Linked DNA regions of Homo sapiens: regions 1 and 3 are each linked to region 2. Evidence: chromatin contacts called from ENCODE Hi-C data. All regions are on one chromosome and are shown on one strand. The core of a region is the stretch at or near the end of the contact, and the rest is flanking DNA. Distances in the headings are between cores, read along the strand shown. Region 1 holds the start of EXOSC9 (exosome component 9). Region 2 holds the start of SNHG8 (small nucleolar RNA host gene 8). Region 3 holds the start of ANXA5 (annexin A5).

What was found. Hi-C counts contacts between places; a loop is a spot of excess contacts on that map. Pooled maps may share reads with other maps.
Region 1: a loop to region 2 is called in a map of naive thymus-derived CD4-positive, alpha-beta T cell, with 18 times the contacts of the local background. The contact joins the promoter of EXOSC9 here to the promoter of SNHG8 in region 2. A Hi-C loop is called at or near these places in 2 of 168 maps with a recorded cell type or tissue (both naive thymus-derived CD4-positive, alpha-beta T cell), 1 of 37 single-sample maps with no recorded cell type and 10 of 50 pooled maps.
Region 3: a pooled map shows a loop between it and region 2 (25-fold over the local background). The contact joins the promoter of ANXA5 here to the promoter of SNHG8 in region 2. A Hi-C loop is called at or near these places in 1 of 37 single-sample maps with no recorded cell type and 14 of 50 pooled maps.

The regions. Positions count from the first base shown.
Region 1 is chr4:121,799,900-121,802,599 of GRCh38, forward strand. It overlaps EXOSC9 (exosome component 9), which reads left to right and starts at 1,424. Exons shown (of 12, transcript NM_005033.3): 1 at 1,424-1,591; 2 at 1,928-2,022. The coding sequence starts at 1,526. RefSeq lists enhancers at 613-1,416, 1,225-1,494.
Region 2 is chr4:118,277,384-118,280,083 of GRCh38, forward strand. It overlaps SNHG8 (small nucleolar RNA host gene 8), which reads left to right and starts at 1,379. Exons shown (of 3, transcript NR_034011.1): 1 at 1,379-1,409; 2 at 2,006-2,048; 3 at 2,241-2,440. SNORA24 (small nucleolar RNA, H/ACA box 24) reads left to right here and starts at 1,807; the gene lies at 1,807-1,937. It overlaps PRSS12 (serine protease 12), which reads right to left. Exons shown (of 13, transcript NM_003619.4): 13 at 2,655-2,700. RefSeq lists an enhancer at 907-1,086 and a silencer at 1,157-1,206.
Region 3 is chr4:121,695,711-121,698,410 of GRCh38, forward strand. ANXA5 (annexin A5) reads right to left here and starts at 1,270. Exons shown (of 13, transcript NM_001154.4): 1 at 1,153-1,270; 2 at 871-914. The coding sequence starts at 879. RefSeq lists a silencer at 1,219-1,638.

The sequences.
Region 1 (2,700 bases), core at 174-2,673, 3.5 Mb after region 2:
CACTTTCCTCCTTCTTCACAATTTCTCTCTCCAGACCATGTGGAGCTCATCTCATCTCAGTTTTTGCATATGTTACTCTTTCTGCTTGAAACACTTTTCCTCTCCAGATGGCATCAAGGGTGCTCCTGCTCAACACCAAAGATTTACTTTACTTTAATGTCACCGCTACAAAGTCACCTGTTCCTGCAACTACCCCTATTAAGATAGCATTCCTATTCTCAGAGAGCACTTAACACTGTATGAAATTGTTCTATTTGTTTAGGGTTTTTTGCCTTTTCCAAAAAGAATATAAATTCCTTGAAAGGATCTTGTCTACCCTGTTTCTCCAGCACTTAAATTATTCTTGGACAGAGTAGGCCCTCTTCAAGTATTTATTGAGTACATGGATTGCAAGTGGTACAAAGTGAGACTAAAATGTATCACTGGTAGAAAAAACTTGTGAGAAGCTACCAAAGAAGCCAGAGAAAGACTGCGTAGGAGTTACAGTGCCTACCACCTCTAAAGCAAAAGGAAACAAAATAATAATATGCAAACACTTAAATAGTGCTTATTCCATGCCAGGCACTGTTCTAAACATTTTATGTATATATTAACTCATTTTTATTCCTCAGAATAAATAGGTTTCTCACTTCCCCTGCTTTGTTTTTGTTTTTGTTTTTTTTTTGCCGGTGAGTAATGTGAAGCACACAGGTTAACTTGCCCAGGGTTATAGTAGTTAATGATAGCCTTAAAATTTGAACCCTGGCAGTGAACACTTTTTAAAACTACTATTTGATACTGCCTCTCCAAAAAAGCTGAGTGGTTGGCAGCATGGCCCCGCTAAGGCTTCTCTGTGACCGTAAAAAAAAGTCTATCGACTTAAAATAACTGGAGAGGGGATAAGAAATAAACGGTGCATTTACTTTCAGTCCACAGTAGTAGTAACATCGTTAGTTACTACGTGCGAACATTCTCCATTCTCATCAACTTCTCAGATCCCACAAGATTTCACCTTTGGCCACAAAAACATCCCATTTCACCAATTTATCTTTCTCCCCCAACCCTTATGCCGCCTCATTCCAGTGTTTGTTCATTTAATCTGCTCCAAATCCTGCATCTGCGGCTTTCCAGGGACCAATGTCAACTCATCTGTGAAATTGCAGAAGTACATGTCTAGTCTCCACCCCGTGAGAGGACTGAGCAAAGGGTGAAGTGTGCGAGCGGTCTACTGATAATAATTTCTATCACTCTCATGGTTATTTTAAGTATCCTTTTCTCCTCTGCACTTTATGAGAAAAGAAACGGAACTTCACGTTCAGAAACGGCCTCCCAAAGCCGCAATGGCTTCTCGCAGCTCGCTGGCCTTCCCCAATCACGCTTTGAGTCTGCGCAGTAGCTGCAGCCCAAGCCATTTCCCATTTTTCCGCCGCCGCGCCTTGATGACGTAATTTTCCTGCGCCTCGGGGCGAGCAGCGGCGCGCAAGGAAAGATCGGGTTCCGTTTTTCCCGCGGATTCTGGTGCCTGTGGGGCCGGTGACCCAACACCATGAAGGAAACGCCACTCTCAAACTGCGAACGCCGCTTCCTACTCCGTGCCATCGAAGAGAAGAAGGTATGGTTTGGTGCCCGCAGAATTGCGCGCTGCGTGGGCGCTCGGGTCTCAAGGTGTGGACTGATACCTGGCCCGCCTGGGCCCGGGGAGCTACTAGGGGAACGACCGGCACGTTCACCCCATCCCTCAGGCTTTATTTATTTTTTTTCGACAGGTTCTTTTCAAGGCTCCAGTCACCGCAGCAGTTGTCCATGCTGTAGTTTCCACTTTCCTGTATGGGCGGGCTGGTTAGGATTCCACTTTCCCCCAAGTGCTTAGCCCAGGGCCAGACAAAAAGTAGTTGCTTAAGAAATACTTGTTGAAGGAATAAATTAATGAATGAATTTGTGCTTACAGCGGCTGGATGGCAGACAAACCTATGATTATAGGAACATCAGGATCTCATTTGGAACAGATTACGGATGCTGCATTGTGGAACTTGGAAAAACAAGGTAACAGGATTTAAATGAGATACACATTCGGAAGGGAGAAGTTTGAAAAAAGACCTTATTGACTTGGTTGTTTATAAAGCAGCTAAGAAGTCTGGACAGTATTCTTTGTTTAGCTGACAAAAATAAGTATTTTTTTATGCGAGATTTTTTGCTTTTGTGGTCACACTTGAACTTTTTAATCATAAACGTATTTTCTGTCACGTATCACATAGTTCTTTTCTGACTTCTATAAATCGTATAGACAACTAGTAGTGATCATATGGAATTTGTTTCTCACACTAATATAGAGATCTTGAGCATCTTGTCATTAAGTGTACATCCTGCTTTCTTTTTCCTGAGTGACATGAAAATTAGGTTTTCAGATATTCATTTGAAAGTTGTGAGGCTATTTGGTCACATAATGGTGGTGAACTATGCCATGTGAAAACCTTTAAGAAATCTCAGGTTTTCATGCCATCTTGTATCAATAAATACTTGCTTTAGAGGTAAAGGTCACTGATTTTTAAAACAATCTGTGGAATAGTAAACATTGTAATAAGAAGAGAGGTGTTTTTTCTGTCGTGTTTTTAGTTGTACCAATTTATGTTTTATTTCTGTGTATATTATACTTTACATATAATTTTTATCTCCTATGATTTATTTGGCTGAGTATGATATTACTCACATTAAGATTGAAAC
Region 2 (2,700 bases), core at 129-2,628:
CCTGAGGGCAATATAGTGAGGGCTTGTCTTTCAAAAAAAAAAAACCTTAAAAAAAAAGTAGCCAAGTGGTGGCACACGCCTAGCAGGAGGCTCGCTTGAGCCTAGGAGGTGGAGGTTGCACTGAGCCAAGATCATGCCACTGCACTCCAGGCTAGGCAACAGAGCAAGAATGTTTCTAAATAAATAAATACATAAAATAAAATCCTTAAGCCAATCTTCATTTACCAACCAATTTTTAATTCTTTTATTTGTTACCACATTGTCTCTCCTGAATATCCAAAGGCTCAAAGCCTTGGTTTGAATGCAGCTAAATTCATTGGGTTTGATCTCAAGTCAAACTTAGAAATACTGTCATCTCAGCCACAAATTTCACACTAAAGTAGATAGAAACCACTACTAAATCACTACTTTGTCTTAAAATGAAAGTATAATAGACTGTAAGGTTATAATTGCTTTTTTAAGTTAAACTTTGTTTTACATTTACAGAAAATTTGCAAAAATGGAGTCCCCACACCCCCTTCATCCAATTTCCCCTACCATTAATATCTTACAATACCATGGTATATCTGTCACAATAAAGAAATCGGTATTGGCACTATTACCTAAATTCCACACTTTGTTCAGATTCGCTAGTTTTCCATTAATGTCCTTTTTCTGCTGGAGATCCCAGCCAGGATACCACATTACATTTAATCATTATGCATCATTTTCTCTGGCATAATAGTTTCTCAGACTTTTCTTGTTTTTGAGTAGTGATTAGGTAATTTGTAAAATGCTAACCAGCGATCTCAGCTCACCATAACTTCCGCCTCTCGGGCTCAAGAGATTCTCCCACCTCAACCTCCCGAGTAGCCGGGACTACAGGCGTTCACCACCACACCAGGCTAATTTTTGTATTTTTAGTAGAAACGGGGTTTCGCCATGTTAGCCAGGCTGGTCTCCAACTCCTAACCTCAAGTGATCCGCCCGCCTCGGCCTCCCAAAGTGCTGGGATCACAGACGTGAGCCACCGCGTTCGGCCCCTTTTTCTAATATTGTCTAAAATAAGTATCCTAAACAGGAAATACCAAAAAAATCCCCCTCGCTTTCGTGACCTACACCGGTAAGCGTCAGGATCTTTCGCTATGCGAGAACCTTTTGGCTCTCGTATGTGCGCATGCGTCTGGATCCGGAGCCAGGTGACCCGCTCAGACGTGGACCATGTGCGGGGGAGGGGGGAAAGGAGCCGCGAAGGGGGTGGTAGACGGAACAGGTGGAGCCGCGGCGGGGCTAGGCGGGGCGGGGAGTGAAACAGCATAGGCTCCGCCCCTCGCGGCGCTTCCCCCGGAATAGCGTCATCAGTTCTATAAGAGAGCGTGTGCCGAAGGCCTCGGCCTTTCACATTCGGGAAGCGTCGGGATTAGGTGAAAGTACGTAGTTGTCTTTCGTAAGTTAAAATGATAATTGGGCCGAAACTTACTGCCTTACCTAAAAGGCAGCGCAGTCAGGATATTGGTAGGTCGGGGGCGGCTTTGGAAACCCTTAAGTTTACAAGCATGCGCGGACTTGAGTGCTCATTAGGTCGCCGGGCGTCCACGTGCAGCCCTGGACCCTGAACCCCGGCGTGCGTGGGCCGTGGGCCCTCGGGGAAAGGTTCCGTGCACTCGGGGACTCCGGTGAAGCCTGTTCAGCCGTCTGTGTCATGTGGCCATCTTGAGTCTACTCTGTCGCTCTTGTGCCCTAGCACCCCGAGAACCGTCAGTTTGAGCCAGATGGTGAGTAATAACCTGTAGCAGTTTGGTTGCTGGTTAATTCTGGATTGTGAATCTCCATGTATCTTTGGGACCTGTCAGCCGTGGCAGTCTCCCTTCCTAGCCATGGAAGAGCATATCCTTGTTTATTGGCAAAGCTGTCACCATTTAATTGGTATCAGATTCTGACTTGCACAAGTAACATTCACTGTTAAAAACCTAGAGGGTGCCGGGTTATTGGGCAAAATTTCTAAACCGTTGTTCAATGTTTCTAGGAAGCTGAGCTGAACACATTACGATGGATGATGGAAACATAAGGTACATTTCTTTTTTGATATTTCTGAGTTAATCTGAAACGCCTTAGCGGCAGGACGTTGGAAAGCTAAAGTTGGCCCGTTTTGCTGGCTTTTGTAGTTTGAGTTAACAACCAACTGAATTAGCTGATAAGATCTCAAAACAGTGAGGTAAGTACACAGCTCGGAGTTTTATAATGCTTTTTTTCTCTTGCAGACTATCAAGAAATCCAAGTGGTAATGGGCGAAGTTTATTCAGCATCCGGCAATGGACTTATCGTAGTTGGGGAAACGGGTGTTCCGAATAATATCCTGGAAGTTATCAGGACACCTATTTTAAATATAGGCCTGAATTTTGTAAAGTAATATTTAAGGTGGTCCGTGATAATTAAATAAAATGCTTAATTCATGTGGCTACTCATTGTTCCTTGACTGAGTGATTAATAGACGGAAAGGTAGTTAATAGCATAATACCTCCTATTTAGTGTTACACGCTCATGTGGAAGTAGTGTGAGTACAGTTCTAAGGTAATTGCAGCCTTTGTGAAAAATGTAAAATATAAAAATTACCAGGCTACCCCCAAGGGAGACAGCAGACTCTTTTTAAACCATACAAAAATTTAAGGCAGTTATACAAGGTGGAAAATTATGTATTTATTTACACAAATATGCACAGAA
Region 3 (2,700 bases), core at 20-2,519, 3.4 Mb after region 2:
TGGCCAACATGGTGAAACCCCGCCTCTACTAAAAATACAAAATTAGCTGGGCATGGTGGGGCGCCTGTAATCCCAGCTACTTGGAAAGCTGAGACACGAGAATTGCTTGAACCCGGGAGGCAGAGGTTGTAGTGAGCGAGATCACTACGTCACTGGACTCCAGCCTGGGCGACAGAGTGAGACTCCGTCTCAAAAAAAAAGGAAAAAAAAAAAACAGTAAAGAAAGCCTGTAGTAGATTATCAATTTCTGAAACAGTCCCAAGGCAAATTCAATTGAGAACTCGTTCCACGAGTTCATTGCTTAAGAAAAACAGCGCTTGTGTTTAATCTTTTGGATTAAAAAAAAAATCAGAGCCTACGTCCTACAGTTTTAGTAAAACTGGGCTGAGCAACTGGAAAAAGCCAATGCTCAATCACAGTATTAAAATACAGAAAACTTTGCGGAAAAAAAATAAAGGAAGTCGGGGGGCGGGGTGGGGGGGGAATGCGTTCGCCTCACATGACCACGATGAGCTGTTCTTGCTCCGGTTCTAATTTGAGCTACTCTCTGGATTTTGGGGAAGGCCCACTTTTACACATTCACTCATGAAAAGGGAGCGCACACAAATCCGGCCACGTCACCAGCTGTTGCGCGCGAAGGCAGCTTGGCGGCGTCGGTGCTGGTTCCGGAGGGCGCTCAGCGGGAAGAACCGGGACACAGAAACGGGGGCAGGGAAGCAAAGGGGGAACAAGAAAAGTGGAAGCGATGTCCCCAAAGCAGGTTCCCTTTCCTCCTAAACTTTTTGGCTCTCAGACAAATCCTAAAAGTCCCTCGTCGCAGCATACAAAGTTGTGGGTAAATCCAGCGCAGTGGGGGGCGCACGGCCTTACCTGTGCCATGGCGACTACTCAGGTCAGGGGAAGGTGAAGCAGGACTGCAAAAGAGAAGAAACCTCGGGCTTAGCGCGCCATTTGCAACTCGTGCCCTCCCCAAGCGCAGGTCCGCGGGGACCCGGCGGCGCTCAGACAGCCCGGAGGGCCCCGCCACGGGGCCGACCCGCCCTCTCGCAGCTACCGGGACAGCTCTCGGCCGAGCGTCCGCGCGAATCCAGTGCCCCGCGACCACGCTCTCCTCTCCAGAAGGAGCCCCCTCCCCGGGCTGCGACCACTCACCCAGACTGTGGGACCCAAGTGCCCCGAAACCCCGGGAGAGCGGCGGAGAGCCGGGCGACGGTACGCGGGGCGACGCCGAGATGCAGACGCTGAAGGATCCGGCAGCTGCACCTAGACTGATCCAAGCAACGGAAACGCCAGCGGCCCCACCCCGGCCCTGCCCGGCTTGGCCCGTCCCACCCCCGCCAGGGCCCCAACCGCAGGCCGGCCGCGCCAGCCGGGCCCGCCCCTGCCCCGGCCTCAGCGCGCCTGCGTGGGTCGCGGCTCGTCCCAGTTGGTCTCCCGCGGCGCGGACTGTCCCGCTGGTCTCGCGGGCCTGGGTGGGGAGCGGCCGCAGAGCTGCTGGAACCAGGAGGAGGCGCCGCTCCCCCGAGGGCCCCGGAGACCTCTTGTCCTCGCGCCGCGGGAAGGGCCTGGGGAGCTGTCCAGGGCTCGGGGTTTTGGAGGTGCTTGAGCCTCCCTGCCCTCTGTGACCGCAGGAACCGTAGCCTCACTTGGGTGCTCAACATAGTGCGTGGGCGTCTTTTTGGAGGCGAGACAAAATCATCGCAGCTAAGGACAGCGCGCCTTTGTCGATGGGATAGAAAAAACGTGAAAGGAGGGCCGTTTCCCAAGTTGTTTTTGTTTCTGTTTTGTTTTGTTGTTTTGTTGTTGTTTTAATGCCTATTATTGCTTCCTAGATGGCCCTCTCTTAAATGTACAGCCTTCTAGTAGCGTATGTGGGCTATTTGAAAACCTCTGCTTCCAATCAGTTTCTGTTTTCAAAACTAGCCTAGAACTTTAATATGACTTAAATTTGAGCAATGCCTCATATTGGTTCAACATAAAATATATGAGTATATGAGAGAGAGGGGGAGGGAGGGAGAATCTACAGCGTATTGTACTAGCATGGTGCTGTGTTCTGTGAAAGGGCTTTATATGCAAAGCAGCCCCCAAACGCGAAGGAGTCAAGAAACCAAAGAACGAGACAGACAAATCCAGTCTGTAGGTAATAGGGGTGCTATTGGAGGATGTGGTAGACAGAAGCGTGGCCTTGGGCGGCGGCAAGCAGATAAATTTCTGCACTGTTACTCCCCAGACCCTGGCCTTATATACCGTAAGGAAAGAGTATACTGCTCTGTGCAAGACAATTAAAGGCAGCCCTCCGGAACAGGTGAGAATGCCGTATGCTTCATAGCCTACAATGTGGGCAATAGCATCAAGGTTGACATGTTCTTATGCTAAGGACAGTTTAAAAAAAAAATCCTAGGAATCAGGAGGTATTCATGGGACTGGGGTTATTAAAGGTCAACATGGCGGATTAGCATCCGGGATATAATCACTTTTGTCTCCATATGCTGGAAAAGGAAAAGTAGAAGACACAGGGACCTTCTCAGACTTACTGGTGTGGGGAGGGAAGGTGCCAGGGCAGAGGGGGCAAGAGGACAAGTTTGCGACACTAGATGCAGTGTTCTAGACATATGCTAGAATGGGAAGGGCAAAGTGCTTCTCAACGTGGAGGTTAAGGGTAAGAGATGAGGATCTAGTCTTCTTTGAGAATGAGGAAGA